4 separate regions of the Mus musculus genome follow, and all the other regions are linked to region 3. The links are chromatin loops, found by intact Hi-C in ENCODE. Cell type or tissue: left cerebral cortex. All regions are shown on one strand.

Region 1 (5,000 bases), 780 kb before region 3:
ATAAAAGGTTAACACACATACAGCAGAGGACTGCTGGGTCTGGGTTCAGTCAGAGAAGATCAACCTAACCCTCAAGGGACTGGAGGCCCCAGGGAGTGGGGAGGTCTGGTTGGGTGGGTGGTGGGTATTGGGGACATCCTCGTGGAGACAGGGGGTGGGGAGGAGGTATGGGATGTGGAACAGTCAGAGGGTATACTGGGGGACAGGAATAAAACCTGGAGTGTTAAATAAATAAATAAATAAATAAATAATAAATATCTTTAAAAAGTCAACCAGTCCTTTCAAAAACATTGAAGATACGAGTTAAGTATAAAAAAAGCCATGTAATTTCCATTATTTGTAACAACAAAAATTAGTGTTACACTGCAACTATCAGATATTAGCTTCTTGTCAAGTGATTTAATGATGCATAGGAAGAATTTTTATTAAGAAAAAATTGAATAGAGATAAAAACTAATGGAACTAATTTCGTAGTGAACAGCTTCAGGAACTACCAGAAACTCTTAGCACATCACAGAACTTCAGAGTCGATATACCGAGTTGAGATTCTTGTTCTGTCAAAAACAAAACGAAAGCTTTGGCGTACAGCTGGTAAGGGTCTGGTGGTTGGATCTTGATCAGTCTTTCTGCCTTATTTTAGTTCACAGACTGTGTCTACGTCATCCTGATCTCCTTTGAGTTACATGGGAAAAAAATCTGGGGAGCATGTGCTTTCTTACCTTGGTAATGTCATTTAATCTCTCCCCATACTCCAGTAATAAATTATGTGTTCATTAAGTCCCTAATCATAGCCTACATGTTATTAAACAGGTCATTCCTAAAGTGTTGAAAGCAGCTTTCATTGTTATGTCTCAGAGCGCTTTGGTTGTTTTCTTTTGTTTTCCTTTCCTCTACATCAGTCAGGGTTTGATGATGATGCCGTGCTACACCCTTAAGTATCACCTTGGGTTCTTCACATGCTATCACCCGGTGCCTAGGAAGGACAAAGGACCCCAAATACCTAAAGCATTCAACTACACAGTCAAATAAGAGCTTCATCTTTTCAAATACATATTCCATATCACATTGCAACCATAAAGTGGAAGAGAGACTTATGGTTATCATTGGATGGTGCCTACTGCAAGAAGAAAAAATAGCAGAGGACTCGAACTGGGAAGGAAAGTGAGAACTTGCCCAGGGAATAGTGGAAAAGAAGGCATACATGCTGCCTGAGAATGGGAAAACCAATGTTGCCATGGATCGTAGAAAACTGGTCTCAATTCTTAGCCGGGGAAGGCATTTCTGGGTTTGTGATGTTTACATGAAACAGAGAAGAATAGATAAGAACAGAAAACATACCATCTTAGAAAACTACAAATGTTCAAGATCTTGAGAAAATTAATCTTGAGATTGTGCCATATTATCTCAGTGGTTGCCAACTGCAGTCATTAAGTGTCCCATTACTGTGGAAGTAGAGGGGGATTTGGTATAGGAAAGGAGGCAATGTTACCACAGAGAAGAAGACCGGAATGGGTAAGCTACAATTGGAAGAACACAGACAGCCCACAAAGACTGGAAAAGCCAAGAATCAGATTATTTCCTTGAGATCAGGTGGGGCACAGATCTGTTGGCTGGTTGGCTTGGGGTCAGCAAAAATTATTTGGGACTTCTGGCTCTCAGAACTGTGACAATAGAGTCAATTCCTGTCATTTAAACCACCAAGTATGTGGCCATTTGTTACAGGTGCTCTAAGGAATACATATATAATTGTAATACCCTCCTAAAGGGAAAATCAGATCATTCTAACCAATGTGGAGCTGGACAGAATCTTTGGGGCAACTTTCCTTAGGTTGAGAAAATACTGACGTAGCTCATCATGGTTACTTACATATACGTTTGTATGCACTATATTTGCTATCATCAACACTGCCTTCTTACAATCTGTTAGACAAAGTTACAGGGAGCTGCAAGACGTTTGGTTTGCTCACTGATCTGTATGCAGGATTTAGTTTGGCAGCTGGTACATAATATTTGCTCTACAAATAACTGAATGGGTGAAAAGCACTGTTTAGGGAACATTAGTGAGGACAAACCCAAACAGTAAATGGTAGAAACAACTATGGAAAGGACTACACCAGGCACTAAATCGAATAATCAAACCCACGTCTAGCCTGTGACCCATACAGCCATTTGTAGCATGATGGTACAGTATTTCCTTCTGTTTTTATAAACTGAAGATCTCTGTCATGAGGTGACTTGGACAGATGGGGGCAGTGTAAGGCCAGCTCCAGGTCGCAAGCCTAGCTATGGCTGTGTCATTCAGAAGGTGACTGCCATAAGGCAGAACTGCACATCTCTTGGCTCCTTCACCAATGGGAGCGATCCCATGATGTCATCCCCGAGAACAGAAATATTCCACACATAACTGAGATTCCAGTTTGCTCTCCTGTTTAATTCTAGCCCAAGCAATCTCCCACGCTTGGCTGTCAAGAGTGGTTAGCAACCTGCAAATGGCTCACATGCAGAGAGAGGATGTGAGAATAGCTTTATTCCAGACCTGAAATCCAAGAACTAAGTTGGGGATGCTCACACTGAGCCCATAGGGGAACAGAGGGTCCAAGTGCCCCAAGCCAATGGCCAACCCTTCTAAGACTCAGATGGGTTTGCAGTGGTTGCTCACCTTCCTGAGGGAAGGCTGTTCAAGCTTCACTGAGGTACCCAGTTAAAAAAAAAAGGTGCAGTGATGGACCAGGAAGGTATGATACAATTTTAGACACAATCAGGCTGAATGTTTGTTCCTCACTCCTCAGTACTCCGAGACATTTAAATGAAAGGGCACTTCTCTTTCAAAATATTACGACCTTTCTTGTGGCTCTAAACTTTCGAAAGGTCAAGAGTAGCAATGAGAACACTTCACCTTCTCCTCACGGCAAGTGTAAGCCCGTAAAGGTTAAGAAGTCTTCGTCCTTTTCTATCACATGCACGCGTTATTTATGACTAGAATATTTATTTGCTTTTAAATGGTAAAGGTGGCCCGAGTCAGAGCCTCCAGCTCTGCCATTCGATAGTTGTTAGGAGCTTGGAAAGGGTGCTAGGGTTCTCCATTTTCCTCATTTGTAAAATGGAAATGATATTAACAGCACTGGCCACAAAACATCATTATGAGGAAAATAATCCACTCATTATGTAACGTCCTTACCGTGGTGCCTGGCATCCAAAAAATATTTATGGAGCATCACTGAACTATGTAGGGGGCCTGTTCTTTGACTGGACATGAAGCAATAGAGAAAAATTATTGCTGTCCATGGTGAAAGGCTTTTTTTTTGTAGGACTTAAACTTGCAGAAATATCTTGTGATATATTTCACAGGAATTAAAACCCCCTTTGATTATTTTAGAAAGTTTATGCAAAGAGCAAATGAATACGATTTGACTTTAAGTTTCTTTGTTGGGAAGCTATAACTTTTTTTTGTGTGTGTGCTGGGTACCAAACTCGGGGGGCCTTGAACATACTGGGCAAATACTTCAGCACTGAGCTACAACTTTAACCACAGGTCTAATTCTTCATTAGTCTTCACAGTACACCTGACAGCGCTCTGCCTAGCTACTTTGAGCTACGACTCTCACCCTTAACTTGGCATAGGCATTTATAAAATGGGAAAAAGGCCAGGTACCAAGATGACTATTTCCCTTCCTTTCCCACATCGTTATTCATTCATCTGTTATGCTCAAAAAGTAATTAGCGATGTGCATACAGTGCACCAACAACTTGATTGAGGTTTGACTATGGAGAGAGGCAAATGTTATTACAGTTGTCCTGCCAGGGGGCTCTGGAAGGATGATTGGATTTCAGAAACTAGACACACCTCTTCTCAATAGGGCATACGACTGAGGTTCTCATGCTTCTGTTTGGTCTTTCTTTCTGTCCTTTGCTTCCTTGCTCCTACCTTTCTCTTGTCCCCACAGTACTAGTCGGCTATCGAGGATGAATGTTTGGGAGTTTCTCCTTTAAAAAATTACAAAATAATTGTAGCTTTATAAAAAAAGGGCAAGGAAATATATAGGGACCTCTCTTGTACCTTTTACCCAGCTTTGCAGCACGCTGACATCTTATAAGACTATAAAATAACATAAACCCCAGGAAATTCATGCTGATGTAGCCAACGAGCTCATTCAGATTTAAGTGGGACTGATTTTTCAAACCATCACATTTTACACTTGATAATCAAATAACATCACAGTAAAGATTGAAGTTTACTTCATGTGTTTATTGTAGGTCTCAGAGTTTATCTGAGTGCAATCACTTGTGTGTGCGTGTGTGTGTGCATGCGCCCATAAATGTCTTCCCCATTTTCTGAGACTGTATTGAGCAACAGATGGGAAAATAATATGAAAATATGCTTAAAAACTATAAGGGACTAAATACAATGAAGTACAGAGTCGCCAACTTTTAATTGTCTCATTTAAGGAAAGAATAGAACCCAGAGACTATAGGTTGTACTAATATTCAGCTCCAGGATATAGGGTGGTCTGTGTTGGACCACTAGTGTTCACTGTGAGACTCAGCAAAAATATCATCCCAATTGATAGACTCCCAGGGGGCGGCACAGATGTGGCAGGGACCTTCGAGCCTGATGCACTATGCACACAGCACCTGCATTTTGAAATACTGAATGGCAGATGGTCTTCTAATCTTTGATGAAAGCACCAGACAATAGGTATATATCCTTTATGGGTGACTCTCCTTCTATTTAGACAGCTTTATGTGTATACAGGGCCTTTATTATGAAAACTGGACTCTGCCTCTCCTGAAACCTCCATGCACTGGGCCTGGCTCTGTTATTTGGGACCTGGCACAACGGGAAGTTGCCTGGAGATCTTATTATTCTCCTGAACTTTCTCTTCTCTGCATCAAATGACTTAAATCCTTTAATAGAGAGCACCCTAGGGAAGCATGCTGAGCTATGGCTACATTCACTAGATCAGACTTCAGCCATGACCACTACATACCACAGTCAACAG
Region 2 (5,000 bases), 300 kb before region 3:
GTTCAGAAATGAAAATAGATTTTTTGTTTGTTTGTTTAGTTGTTTTTAGCTCTTTTCTTCTCTTACTTTTTTTTTTTTTTTGAGACAGTCTTTCTATGAACCCAAAAAGATAGAAGGACCCTACCCCAGATTTGCTTTGAACTAGTGGTCTCCATGCCTCAGCCACCAAACTTATAGAATTACAGGCATGCAACACAGCACCATGCCCACTTTAAAGTCACATATTTAAGGATCCTGTTCTGTCCCTCTTAAAATGTTATTTTATGGACTGTAAAGCAGATTGGAGATATTTTTACTTGTGTGGAACTCTGCTGAATCATACAATTCCCTAGATTTAGGGAGAACTGGAACACTCAGCTAAATGTAAGTATAATTAGATATATAAAGAGAGGGACTTCCCCTTAGAGAGGTAGAGACCAACAGCCATCACTTACACATGCTGTATTGGGAAAGCATGGTATTCAGGTAGGAGATTTTACCACACAAACTCCAAGTCTGCTTTTCTAATTTTAAGATTGTGTTTAGATAGCAATTCATTACCTTATAATTAAAATTCCAGCATCAGAAATAAATCATGACTCTATTAAATGGGACAAGCCAGGTGCAAAGAGACACATGCACAATATCTTGGGCAAATGTCAGATTTGAGCTCACAGATTTTGAATGTAGGATTGTGGTTAATAGAGTAGATAAAAGGTGGACTGAAAGCAAGGTACTCAGTGGTCACAATGTCAGAAGGGAGCAAGTAATCAGTACAATTGCAGGTAACCATAATAAATTTTGAACTACTAAACTTAGAAGAAATATTCTAATTTCTTTCTAACAAGTCTTATCTATATCCCTGGCTGGCTTAGATCTTACTGTGTATACAAGGCTTGGCTTAAAGGTAAGAGGCTCTTGTTCTTGAGTACACAGATAAAGTGTGTGCAGAAAAGCCAGGCTGGTTTAAAAGTTTTTCCATAACAAAATGAAAATGTCTGAGAAACTATATGTACTGGCTGGTTTTATGTGTCAACTTGACACAAGTTGGAGTTATCACAGAGAAAGGAACCTCCCTTGAGGAGATGCCTCCATGAGATCCAGCTGTAAGGCATTTTCTCAATTAGTGATCAAAGGTGGGAGGGCCCATTATGGGTGGTGCCATCCCAGGATGGTAGCCCTGGGTTCTATAAGAAAGCAGCTGAGCAAGCCAGGGGAAGCAAGCCAGTAAGTAAAATCCCTCCATGGCCTCTGCATCAGCTCCTGCTTCCTGACCTGCTTGAGTTCCAGTCCTGATTTCCGTTGATAATAAACAGCAATGTGGATGTGTAAGCTGAATAAATCCTTTCCTCCCCAACATTTTTCTTGGTTTGTGCAGGAATAGAAACTCTAAGACACAATATATGTCTAATTGAACTGAAACAGTACTCTGTTAAATATATATATATCATATTATTTTAAAAAAATATATACATATATATTTCATATTATCTCATTTTACATATTACTATGTTTATATGTGTTAAATAAAATAAATTTAATAAAAAACAAGAGTAAATTCACAGCCCTCACTTTCTTAAAGGTTTTATTTGTTATTAACCAAGGCCCAGTGAAGAGCAGCACGAAGGAGCATGCTTGCCTGGGTGTTCTGTGTTGGAATCTGCAACAATAGAGCCAAGCTGCTGTAGTCAAAGTTCTCATCCAGGGCTATAAGTGAGCCATGCACGCCACTCTCAAGAATGTTGTTTGCATATTCCCGAAGTCCAATTGCTTGTATCCAGCGAATAACTCGATCATTGCTCCACACTAAAACATCTAGGAAAAGAGACACACACAACATGTCAAGATACGATACTTGGCATAACCAACACAATCCTAGCCACAGGGATCTGGCCGAGTCACATTTATGCTAATATCTCTGCTCCTTAAAAGCCACTGGTTCCTTTCTGTTACACAAACACACTGTTTTAATCATCAACTTCTGCTGCAATACATCCTGCAATGAGTTGGTATTTTCAGAATGCTTATTGTTACTGCAATGACAGCATATGCATCATGCTGAACACTGAAAGGGTTTCTTGCTACTATTAAATCAGGACCCCGGGGTCTATCTGCAGTTGCATGTTTTGCCACCAGATGGGGATAGTTCTCCTTTTCCCTGCCCCCCTCTCCGTGGTGTGTGTGTGTGTGTGTGTGTGTGTGTGTGTGTGTGTTTCCTTCTCTCTCTCTCTCTCTCTCTCTCTCTCTGTCTGTCTGCCTCTCTCTCTCTCTGTCTCTCATAGCATTATGGATCTAAATCTCTTCTTTCTTTGAAATGTTCCTTTACTACTTCACTATTGCTTATAATTAGATACCATTTTTCTACTGAGATTACATTTAAAACATAGTAGCAGCATAATAAAGAAAGTCCATTGACACTTTGGTATTATTAAGTCACTATTTTCCCAATAATGTATAAATGAAAAGAACTGTGGTGTGTACATTGACACACACCACAAAGTTGATTTTTCTTTGTTTAAAGGTGGCATTTTAATGAAGTGGAAAACATTTTTAACATTAACTTCCTAAAATAAAACCTACAGATGAAATGTCTTATATGCCTGTTTGAAGCAAAATCTGAAAAAAAGAAAAGATTTAATTCATTTATATTATCATATGTTTCTTTTATGAGTCAGCAGAGTGATGCATAAAATCTATAAAATCATTTATAGACTATAATGCTTTATATAAAGAATAAAAGATTAGATGAGAAAATATAAAAGACTTTCTTTACTTGTAGACAAAAGATCAAAGCATTTCCTAGTGGGAAACTGATAGCTGTATATCTGTAAGTATTTTTCTTGAGTAAAATGTACACTTAATATATATGTATGTGTGTATATATATTTACATAGTTACAGTTTGCAAAACTTTTATTAACTTGTTCTAGCTTACTTATTTGTCATTAGCATGGGCAAAACTATACAGGAATTTTAATCCAGTAGCATAACATGGCTGCTCTGGCAAGAGATCACATTCAAAGTCCTCCTGAATCTATATGATACTGCTGGAATTCAGGCACATGCTACAGTGCAGTAAGGTCTGACTGGACTAGAGACACATCCTTAGTATACTTCTTTTATCCCTAACAATGAACATAGGATTAGTTTGTGGAAGGAAGAAACCATGTTTGAAAGTGATGTCTAATTGAGGGGTAGACAAAGTGATGAATCAGAGAAAGATTTGACAGGATGAGTCAGAGATAGCACAGGCCCAACTTTCACTAAAACAATCGGGAGTAAGTGCAGGTGGGTGGAGCTGTTGGTGACTGTTCAGTTTGTGGAGTTCGGAGGCAGTTTTTACCCAGACAAATTTATACATAGGTTGCAAAGAAAACAAGCTAGACACAGATAAAGATAAAACAAGAGAATGAGAAAGAGCCAGAAGATTAGAACAGACTGCTAGAGTTAGTTTGAGGCCAAACAGAACAGTACAGCGAGAAGCTGAGGGAAACCAGTTTGAATCAGTCAGCTTGGAGAAGAGTATGAGCCTCCAAGAACAGAAGAGTTGAATCAGCTGACAAAATTCAGAAAGATCTAGAAAAGGTGAACTTATTGAGCAGTAAGCCTCTGAAACAGATACATCTGGCCAAAAAAAAAAAAAAAAAAAGTTACTTTTACTCAAAATGATACTACTGTCCTATTTATTTTCTCAGTCATGGATCTCATTCTGACATTAGCCTGTCTTAGCTCTGACTAATACTTATATGTGTTTCTCCATTGTTCTTATCTTATGGTGTATCTTCTATACATACCATGTCAATTTCAATTTTTAATTTCTGTTTTGAACATTTTAGTTAGTACATATATCTTATATTATTACTCAGATATCTCAATGTAAATCTATCATCATTATTCATGTCTTTACCTTTCATTATTCTTACCATTTTATAATTGTATATTTTCTTTTTAATTTTATTCTATCTCTTTAGTACAGTTCTTCTAGTTTATATTATTCTGCCGCAAGTTATAATAAAACTTAATGTACACATTCTCAACTTATTAAAATCTTCTATATCTCAGCCCTTTTATTATTTTCTAGATAATGTAGAGATCTTAAATTATTTAATTTCTTTTGCCCCACTACAATCATTGAATCATTTAAGTTGCTATTTCCAGTAATTCTGTGTAAAATCAAAGCCCTTTAGACGTTATTAACTGCAGAAGTAATAATAATTTCTAATACATTCTTTGGACGTTTATCCATACTACAACTTATATTATCTTCATAGTTTTTTTGTCTAGATTTTTTAATATTTATTTTCCATTATAACTTTGTCTCATATTCTGTTTCCCTGAAAATGTATTGATTTTGCCTTTACTATTAGTGTACTTATAGATTCCTAATGATTGATTACCTGCTGTGGGTAATGTAGACATGTTAATACCAGTAGTCCAACTTTTTTTTTTTACTAAATGAATATTTTTTTAGACTAAAGAGATAAATGTTCTTCAAAAATGACAATTCATAACTAGTTTTCAACTTCACATTATGAAGATGCAGATAAATGCATAAGCTTGCTTGTTCATGTTAGGTAATCTAAGACATATTGGCTTGTTTTTGCAATTATATAGCAAGAAAAATTTCCATCATATATATAGTTAAAAATAATTAAGTGAAATAACACATTCATGAGATTAAGACAAATAATCTCTAATTATAACTTTTCTTATTCAGAACAGCATCAGAGTAACTATAATATTATAAATATCTTTCACAGCAAAATTATACCCTGCCATTTATACTTAACAGGAATCCTCTTGACCTAAACAACAAATGGCTGGAGATCAGTGTCAACTGTTTCTTAGCAACAAGCTAAAAGCATGTTTTCAACACCTTCCTCACATCAGAAACCTGTTTTCTAATGTCGAGGTTAATTAGCACTTCCGATAATAACAGAGAAGTCTAGTCAGAGTTGAGAGCTATTTCTCTAAATGCCATCAGATCAATTGTTGGAAGCAAAAGCTCTTTATGATCTCACT
Region 3 (5,000 bases):
GCCAGATAAAAAAAAGCTGGTGTTTGTTATTTCTGTAAGTTTGACCCATAGGTCTTTAGATAATCAACTCATGTTGCTGTCATTTACAAAATGGTTGGTAATAATTTGCTTTGCATGTCCTTAATTACAGAAACATTAAATAATACAGAAGATTCCAGGTTAAAGGACAAAAAGAAAAATAAAAAGGTGTAAAAGCTCACAGAAAGTGTTCTCGACTGATAGAAAAAGAAGGTATTTTCCAGATCTGAGAGTCAAACAATATCAAAGGACAACTTTCTGTTGATGTAGAGTATGTCAGCTTATAATATATCAAAATTTGAAGTAATTCTCTATAAAACTAGAGATGTATGTATAATCCTATAAAATATTCAATCCAAAATGATCACACCCAAATTAAAATTTATAAGGTCAAACTTTGATTATTATTATATCCTGTAATAAAATCAACATGTTGAGAAACAGATAGAATCTTTTCCTCTGTGTGTCTTGGTCTCTGTCTCAGTCTCTCTCTCTCTTGCACACCACAGACACACACAGATACACACACATATATACCACATATACACATGACATTATATATATGTATAATAATATGCACACATACATATACACATGACATTTAATATATATGTATATATACATACATACATATACACCCAACACATATATGTACACACACATATATACCCGCACACATACACATACAAATATACACATATATATAAACACATACAACATACTACACACACAGATACACACACACACACACACACACACACACACATATATATAGACACCAAATACACGAAAAAATATATAAACATACACACATATATATACATGCATGCACACACACATATATGTATACATACACACAGAGAGAGACAGAGCGACACAAACAGACAGACATGCATGCACACACACACACACACACACACACACACACACACACACACACACACACTTTGAGTCAGGCTGCCAGGGAAGCACTTCAAACAATAATGAAATTAATAAAAGTGTAATTTGGAACTGAACATGCTGTTCTTGGCAAGACTAACAGCGATCCTATCATGAAGGACACCTGCTTTCAAAAATTCAATTAGGGGACACTGTTCCATCATTTTCCTAAGAGCAAAAGCTAGGTGCATTTCCAATGGAATACAATGTTTGGTGAGTGCTAAGGTGGGAGGGGGAGCAAGTGGTTTTTGAAGTATTCATTGTAAATTATCCTGTATCCTGTAAATATTTTTCTCCTCGTTGATGTAAAACATGGTTATTTTATGGTCTATTATATGAGCATCAGCAGTACACGCCTGCATAATCAGTCTCCTCTTTCCTATCAACATGTTTTAATCCATAATGGATCCTGTTTTTTGTTTTTTTTTTTTGTTTTTTTTTTTTTTGCTTTGGTTATTATGAGACTTGTTTGAAAGTAGGTAATGGTATTGTTAGTGTGAGGGAACTTAGAAGATATGGGTGGGGACAGAGCTCAAAGCGCTGCGGTCTCAGAGTGCTGGTTCCTTTGTCTTCCAGAGAAAAGCTGTGTTGAGAAAAATCCAGCTCAGGAAAAAACATCAAACATCCGGAGACATGGGAGAGCCCAGGGGTCTTATTAAATGTTTACTCCACAGCCCCACCCCCATTCACTACTGACTTGGAACTCTGTTTTGTTCTCCCAACCCAGCCAACAAAGAACTCTTTTGTTTTGTTTTCCTTTCCTCTTTCTGGCCTTTTGTCTTCCTCAAGACTTATTCTCTTTCTGCCAGACAGTCCCTTTTACTTGCCTCATGGAACTAACCAGGGCAATACTACAAGCCCCCTTCCACAAAGGGTCACAAAAGGGTGAACAAAATTCATGACAATCGTTAATAAATAACCTTTATTAACAACCTTCTCACAGAACTGCCAATTGTTATTTGATCCAAGGCAGCACAACTAGAAACATATAATCGGACATCAGTCTCAGACATACACGGGGCGTATCTGTTGCTAGCTGTCAATCAACACCACAACCAACAGGAATGGGTAGGGCTCATTTTTCTCTGCAGGTTTTCTTTCTTTGAGTAAGACATTAAATTTCAATAAGTTGGAACATTCTTTATGCCGCCTAGAAGAGATACAATGACTTTATAGATTGATGCAGTAACCATTGCTAAATTTGGTATCAGTGCTGCCTTCACTAAATCTAAGAGAACACCCACGAAGATTTTCTAAATTTTAAAATGTTTTCATTGGTTGCCCTCTTGTGGCCAAATGTGATACTACTACTACTACTACAAAAAAAAAAAAAGAAATTAGCTAATAACAAATACTATGAGTACTGGAATAATCCATCATTTATACAGACAACTTACAGGATAGGTTGTATTTATGTATAAAGGCTTATTGTAGATACATATACATATATACACACATGTATATGTGTATATATATATATATATATACACACACACATATATAGCAACATCATTGTGTGTGTATATATATATATATACACACACACACACAACAATGATGAGTGAATACAGAGGTCATGAGTTTGAAAAAAAACAAGGAGAGGTATTATTGAAAGTTTTGAAGGAGAAAAAAGGACATGAAATATGGAATCATATCATAATCTCAAAATCTAAAATAAATATTTTAAAGGTGTTCCATGCTGTTATTTTACTTTTCTTCATAATATATATTGTGTATATATCAAAAATTAACTTTACATTAAGTTAAATTTTTATAAATATACCTTCACTTGAATAATAAGCAAAGTCATGATATTTTTAAAATTTGTACATGATACAGTGAAGTTATTCAACATATTATAGCAAATAGAGAAGAGTTTATTTGATTAAATAATGAGCATTTATGAATGCAAAAAGTTATCATAATTAGTTGATATTACAGACTAAAATTCTAGTGAGATAGGTATAACATTATATAGATGAAAGACTAAAGTTATTATATAAATATTTTAGTTATGTAACATAATTAACTGAGAATTTCTGTTTTGTTTTGTTTTGTTTTGTTTTTACAAAAAGACAGTTTCAGTTATCATTAATGTGTGTGTGTTTGTGTGTGTGTGTGTGTGTGTGTGTGTGTGTGTGTCTGCAGATGCAAACCAACCACAGCACACATGGAGGACAGATTTCAGGAGTTGGTGCTCACATTCCAATGTGTGTTCCAAGACTCACGGTCAGGTGGGTACTCTTACCCAGAGAATAGCCTGAGCCAGCTCCCAGGATCATGCTTCTGTTCTCAACGATGGCATGATGAATAATACCAATATGGTCAGACACAAAAGCTGTTGAGAATTAGATGAATCTGGGCTACCTTTGTTTTGCTCTCATCAGGCTTAGAGTCTTGATTTGTAAAGTGATAACTTGGGGACACATGACAGTGTATGATAAGAATCATGTGAGATGATTCTGCATTCCAGCTGACAAAACGTTCCCAGTATTCAATATGCAACGCTTCCTTTTCTTTGACCCCTTTACCTTAATACTACAGTGTGTTCCTTCTTACCTTCCTCCTTCCTTCTCTCCTTTCCCTCTCTCCCTACCTCTTTCCTTTCCTCTTTCCCTCCCTCCTGCCTTCTTTCCTTCCTTTCTTCCCTTCCCCCATCTTTCCCTCCTTCCTTCATTCCCTCCTTCCCTTTTTCCTTTCTCCCTTCCTTCCTCCCTCCCTCCCATCCCTTTTTCCTTCTTTTACTTCCTTCCTTCCTGCCTTCCCATTACACGTTGAGGGATCTGAAGCAGTCTATTCTATTTAAGGAGAAAGGGCTCTGGCTGCCTACGCCATACAGTCATAATTTTATTTTCTTTCTGTTGTGCACATCGGGCCACGTTTTAACCAGCTGTTAATGGACAGCCAGGTAGATTTCCATCCCTTTCTTTTGTGAGTAGAGCAGCAATACATAGATGGGCAAACCCAGATGCAAGTGTCCTGGTGATAAGATTTGGAATCTTTGGGGTTGGCATTCAGCAGTGGTACAGGTGGGTGTTATGATAGATTAATATTGGCTTGAGGAGACAGCGTCATACCTGCTTCAGGATTTTATGCCCCTACTAACAGTGATCAGGGTTGCTCGCTCTGTAGCATTTGTTCTTATTTGTATCTCTGCCAGAATTTGCTGTCATTTTTAATTTTCTCATAAAGAAAGTCGTCTTAACTGGAACGAGATGAATACCTCTAATCTTTAAATACCATCATCTATGCCGTCTACTACCTTCTCCATTGCATACCCTTCCTTTCATTTGTTAGTATATTGAATAATGTATGAAATAATTAAATTACAGTAAATATATTCAATAACTCATAAAAACTTCCTAACAACTGAGGGACCGGACTTTTTAAAATTGTGAAGAAAGCAGGGAGGCTTGGGTGTAACAAAGATGAGATCCTATCACCAGTACACTCACGTTTCAGAACCCAGCAAGTTAGGGCACACCTTACAGAAGGCAAGGCCACACTGCTTCCAGTTTTGCACATTCTTTGGATGTGACTAGTAGAACCTAACTCATTACATCCAGTAATAAATGAATATCGCTGCTACTGAGGAGTCATTGGGGAAAAAAAATCCTGCAGTAGGCAAAATAAGGAGGCTTCAAAGGGAGTTCACATCTTAACCTCTGGTACTTGTAAATATTTTACTTACTTTACATGGCAAAAGAAGTTGGAGGTGTGAATAAGTTAAGGGTCTCAGATTTTTTTATATATATTATGTATATATACATACACACACACACACACACACACACACACACACACACACACACACACACATATATATGTGGAGAGCCGTGCCGTGAGCAATCGCGTGCGTGCTGTGAGCAATCGCCATTATAAGATAGCGCTGGCTTCCACTGCGCCTAAATAGTAAACAAGCCTTATGCGCAAGTGCAAGAGTGAACTCACGCCTAGTCACTGCCCATCTCGGGCGTAGTAATGGGGTGATGGGCGAGCAAAGAACCAGGAGCTGTCACGCCACATCAGGCGCTGAAACGTCA
Region 4 (5,000 bases), 320 kb before region 3:
AGAGTTCTGTGCATGTTAGATAAGCACTCTTCTACTGAGCTGTACCACTGGTGCTCAATGAGTTTATAGTGGTTCTTGTGGTGCATAATCCAACAAGTGATTTAAGAACAATATATAGCCTTAAATACTAGAAATCATATATTCCAGCAAGGGCCATCCCTATCAGATCCCAAAGAAATATGGCTCAGGAGAGAGGCTTTACCTTACTGCAAGAGCCTCTTGTTTTCAAGAGAACCCCAAACATTTACTTGTATTGCAAGTTTTAATTTGAATTTGAAAAGATATTAAATATTCTAAAATTATGGTCTAACATACATTTCTTCTATAAAATGATGGAGTCTTTTCAAAAATTGGAGATAAGGCTTTATTAAGTTTAAAGAAATATATCCATTTGCTAGAGTAAGAAGTAGTAGTTGATTAACTAGCTTAGAGCTCTACATGTGTTATTTTTTAGAACGTACACTTAATTAAAAAAAAAGTATACTGTATTTATTGAACCTCTGAGAGGTCTTGGAAGAGTTTCTCAATTCTTCAGCTTTTTGGAAATATTATGAAGAGCATGATGTCCTCACAGAATAGTCCAAATAGATGAAAAATGGATAAGTAACAATATATTTGGATTTACTGGTCATAAAAGCTATGCATATCTTACATAAGGCTCTCATTTTAGGCCTCTTTGGTCTGTGTCCTAACAGATAAATCCAAATACAAGAAATATAGGTGAGAACTAACAGATGGCAACTTACTTGTCATAAATATTATTACTTGTCATATATATTATAAAGACTCATTTTTAGGCAACTTTGGGCTGCAGAGTGGATAATGAATGGCTTCTCAAAGGGAAGTTTTATTAATTAAACTACTTTCTTTATTGGTAATATTAAAAACAGTTTGTTATCATCTTTAATTATTTTGGTATTCCGAATTTAACCAACTGACATTTTGTAACTTGAAGCTCTTGAGTTTCTTGAATTATTAATTGTATATATACATTTTATCCATTTTCACAACTGTGGGGATTACAAATCAATAATTTTTAATATGTTAGCATGAAAATACAGATCATTACTTTCTCGACATGAACCAGGTACTTTAAGTTTGTCATTTTCGTATTTGCCCATTATAAACTCAGGCAGATCTAAGAATTGAGTAAAGTTTTCATCTTTGGATCATATGTAGATTTTCCTCTTTCCCAGATCTGAGGGGATACATCAGCAAGTAAGCATGGGTTATTTTCCCGTAGAGAGAATCTATAAAAATAAATTAATAAAACTGACAAAACAAATGAATAAACAAAAAAACACAGTTTCTCACACCTGGGAAGGAGCTGTTTTTCTTATGTTTCAATGAGGAAAGCCATCTCTCCTGCAGATAGAGGCAGTTATCACGGCTGTGGTGCTAAAATGAAGTCATCAGACTGCTTAAAACATTGGGAGAAAATTAAAGAACTTTCTATTTTAAAATCTCCCCATGAGGTTTCTGTTTTGTCTTGTTTGTCAAATCACATCTAAAATATTTTGAATTGAATGTGTCTTTGATCGCAATGATACAATCCAAGAAATGTGACCACACTTAAATTCACCTTGATGGTGTCCCTGTGATCTTGTACTTTATGAAATTTTTAAATTTGTAAGACACCTGCAAAAATGAAAATAAAAGTACCTTTAATATTTAAAGAGTGCGACAATTTATTTTTCCCCATAAAAAATACACTAACTAGCTAAAAGTGAAACTTGTTTTATTCGCCAAAAGGTTGTTTTACTTATATAAAGTTGTGTTTGAAAGGGTCCGATCTGATATTCTAACATGTTTGAATTCCTAACATTGATGGCTAAAGGGGAAAACCAAAACCAAAACACCCAGAAATATAGCTGACTACAATTTTCTTATACATTAAGCAATATTTTACATAATTCTCAAGGAAAGTAATTTGATACTTTGTATCACACTATCGGGGTCTATGACAGATGATCAGTATTTTGTAGGTGATTTCTAAAAAGACGAGACTGCTTTAGGTGACAGTGTGAGTGGTTTACCTAATTGGATATTGATTATTCCCCCAAAAGCTTCTGTGCTGAATGCGTGGCCAGGATAATGCTGATGCTAAGTGTTCAGGTCACAGAAATGTGCCCTCTTATGTGTCCCGAGCTGAGCAGCAGCAGCACCGGGCTCCATGTCTCCTGTCAAGGAAGTGAACAGTTTCCTCTGGTACAGGCTTCCGACCACGCCACTCGACCCCAAAGCCTGCAGACTGCCGGTTCTTGAGACGGAACATCAAATGCGCTGGGACAAAATAAAATGTTCTTCCTTGTAAGTTAATTATCACAAGGGTTGCACTACAGCTATGCACAACTGTTTGTCACACAGGTATCTAAATACGAGTATAAATCTTTCTGCCATGCAGGTATCAGAGTTTCTCTTATCTATTTCATTTTGATGAATCGAGAGTTTCAATGTTCTTTCACATTGTCTTTACTCAAGCAACATTAAAAAAAAAAAAAAAAAAAAAGCCAAGCCACCTCTATCAGCTGGTTTAGACCTCCCTCTAGTGGCAGACTCAATTTTGAATAGAATCGCATTTGAAATCGTTGAATGATTTTCTTGGTAATCGAAATAAATCGTTAAATGTCAGGCTACTAGAAAACAAAGCTTAAGCAGGAAACTGGAGGCATTTGTTGTTGTTGTTGTTGTTTTATTGATAATGGAGAGGTTTTCTGTTACCATTACCGTTTGATTGAATCTGTTCAACAAAAATAGACATCGAAACAAATGTACGTGCAAATACAACGAATTGAAATACAAAAAATTAATAATAATTTACTAATGACGGGTCTTGCATTAAGACCAAGCAGCAGGGAAACAGATCAATGGTATTATTAAATAGGTTCCACTTTGAAATCTCCCATATCAATAAAGAATAAACAGCAGTGACACCACCGAATAAAGCCACAAGGAAGAGATTACTCATCTTTACTTTTTATACACTATATATGTTAATCATTCTGTCTTTATTTCCTCTGATGAAAGTGAATTCAGGGAAGTCACAAAAAAATGGTTATTTCAGCTAAAGGCTCGTAATAACAGACTTGAGTCTGGCTAATGCCCTGTTAACAGTGATTTTTAAAATGGGGGTAGGTTATGGGGTTCTGCCCCTCCACCCCACACCCCAGTGGAAATGGAACTCAGACTCTACAATGGTTGACATTCACTGTCCAGTGTTGGCTATTTGAATGAACATGTAGTTTTTAGTAAAGTGTGTGTATATGCATGTGTGTTTGTGTGTGTGTGTGTTTCTTGGTCCACAGGCAACAAAATTAGGTAATGGTTTTCATAATATAAATTGTTAAAATCATTGCATTTGACTCTTGTAAACAGTTTGGCTTTGTTTTCTTTTGAAACAGGTTGAGCCATCACAGTGCTTCTGTAAGGAGAGAGAGAGGGTGTCACATCCCTGATGGCCTTTAAAGGTCATTTTGGGCTCCAGGTTTAATCACATGATCAGAGGCAGGTGTTCAGCTTTAAGGTTTGACAGACTTGAAGGAGAAGCATGTCGAAGCATGAAACACACTTCTAAGGAACATATTGATTGACCATTACAATTCAAAAAACCGTATAAATGGTGAAATGGTAAAATACAAACAGTACTTGGAATTGTTCAGTTTGCACTCGAGACTCCATGAACCATATATTTTATTTTTTTAAAAAATCATATTTATATCCATTTACAGAAGACTTACACATTTAAAAAGAAATGGTACACAGCAATACATAAATGCCTATTATATTACAACATGAAGAAAAACAAGTGGTTCCATCTCATAAAGGCATCAGACGTACGGAAGTTATGACGTAGATGATGCTCTTATATCAGATAACTTAAGCATTTTTATTACAATCATAGTAAACTAATCAGACTCAATACCCAACTCCCCCCAGAGTCACATATTTAATGTTTGGTAAACCGTTACTTATATTATTCCCTTAGGATTCAGTCTTCACAAAGGCTTCTCCATTTGTCTTCCTAGGTGGTAGTGCACTTTAGGTCGTGTAGACTGAAAAGATGACATCTGAAAGGGGACATACAGCATGAGCTCACTGTCAACTCCCAGCCAATAGACCCCACACCTTTGCACTGGCAGATATCTCCATGCAGCTTGTATAGGCCTGTCCTAGAACCCCAGCACAAGGAACGGTATGGAGGATGTAACTTAGAGTAGATGGTGTGACATTTACTAGTCTCCACTTACTTATTTACTTATTTATATTTTCAGGAGCATGAAGTAGACCTTATTCAACTTCAGGGAAAATATGGGTGTACTATAAGTGGTATAAAATGTCAGCATGCCTTCTCAAGTTTCTTTAGGTTGCTAATTTTTAAATTGGGTGGAGTTGGCATATTCCATAGGATAGATTTATATTCTAGTTCATATATTTTAGAGTTTTAAAAAATGATGCTTTTCTTTGATCATTATAGAACATAAAACAGCATATTTGATGTCTCTGTATGAGCAGTATGTATTACACTATAGATTCCAGCCATGACATCACATAGAAACAAATCTCACATTACTATTACTGACACAACAGACTAATATAAAGTATACTTAGGCTTACTTTTCATAATGACCATTTTAATTTCTCACTAAAATAAAATAAATATTGTCTTTTATTATCTTGTTAATATTTTTATTCCTTTTAGTGGTTAAAACTAAAAAAAATATGAACTAGAATAACATGCAGGAAAAAAATTGCAAATAGTTCAAGATAAATTCTACTCATGAGTCTAGAGCTAAGCAGCAAGCACTACTGAACATATTAGTCATTTATGAGCTAGTAAATTATTAAGTTTCTGAGAAAATTATTATGCTATGTGTTGGATGTTATAAACAGTGTTATGAAAAGTCTCTTATTTTAGCTAAATGATTATATATTGCAGGCCATGACTAATGAGACCAAATTTTGTATCACAAAATGTTTGTCTCATTGTACCATTTTGAGAA

Evidence for each region. Hi-C counts contacts between places; a loop is a spot of excess contacts. Peaks named below come from ENCODE experiments on the same cell type or tissue, not always from the same donor. Only the 100,000 strongest peaks of a DNase experiment are listed, where the experiment ranks them.
Region 1: it touches region 3 in a loop (3-fold over the local background); 9 of 42 quality-filtered maps call a loop at or near these places.
Region 2: a loop joins it to region 3, with 5 times the contacts of the local background. A loop is called at or near these places in 10 of 42 quality-filtered maps.
Region 4: it touches region 3 in a loop (4-fold over the local background); 3 of 42 quality-filtered maps call a loop at or near these places.

What each region holds. Positions count from the first base shown.
Region 1 is chr10:107,387,050-107,392,049 of GRCm38, reverse strand. All of the region lies in intron 4 of Lin7a (lin-7 homolog A (C. elegans)), which reads right to left. Among named protein-coding and RNA genes, the nearest start is that of Myf5, 97 kb to the left of the region's middle. In left cerebral cortex, a CTCF peak has its summit at 2,232 (motif pointing right); DNase peaks (open chromatin) are centred at 1,968 and 2,377; H3K27ac peaks cover 568 bases.
Region 2 is chr10:106,910,359-106,915,358 of GRCm38, reverse strand. Ppfia2 (protein tyrosine phosphatase, receptor type, f polypeptide (PTPRF), interacting protein (liprin), alpha 2) reads right to left here. Exons shown (of 32, transcript NM_001205341.1): 28 at 1,619-1,794. Among named protein-coding and RNA genes, the nearest start is that of Acss3, 210 kb to the left of the region's middle. In left cerebral cortex, a CTCF peak has its summit at 2,066 (motif pointing right); DNase peaks (open chromatin) are centred at 290 and 2,007.
Region 3 is chr10:106,606,484-106,611,483 of GRCm38, reverse strand. All of the region lies in intron 3 of Ppfia2 (protein tyrosine phosphatase, receptor type, f polypeptide (PTPRF), interacting protein (liprin), alpha 2), which reads right to left. Among named protein-coding and RNA genes, the nearest start is that of 4930532I03Rik, 6.5 kb to the right of the region's middle. In left cerebral cortex, a CTCF peak has its summit at 2,237 (motif pointing left); DNase peaks (open chromatin) are centred at 2,058 and 2,160; H3K4me3 peaks cover 559 bases; H3K27ac peaks cover 501 bases.
Region 4 is chr10:106,930,190-106,935,189 of GRCm38, reverse strand. It overlaps Ppfia2 (protein tyrosine phosphatase, receptor type, f polypeptide (PTPRF), interacting protein (liprin), alpha 2), which reads right to left. Exons shown (of 32, transcript NM_001205341.1): 32 at 1,722-4,067. Acss3 (acyl-CoA synthetase short-chain family member 3) reads left to right here. Exons shown (of 16, transcript NM_001142804.2): 16 at 1-1,673. Among named protein-coding and RNA genes, the nearest start is that of Acss3, 190 kb to the left of the region's middle. In left cerebral cortex, a CTCF peak has its summit at 2,555 (motif pointing left); DNase peaks (open chromatin) are centred at 2,307 and 2,527; H3K4me3 peaks cover 323 bases.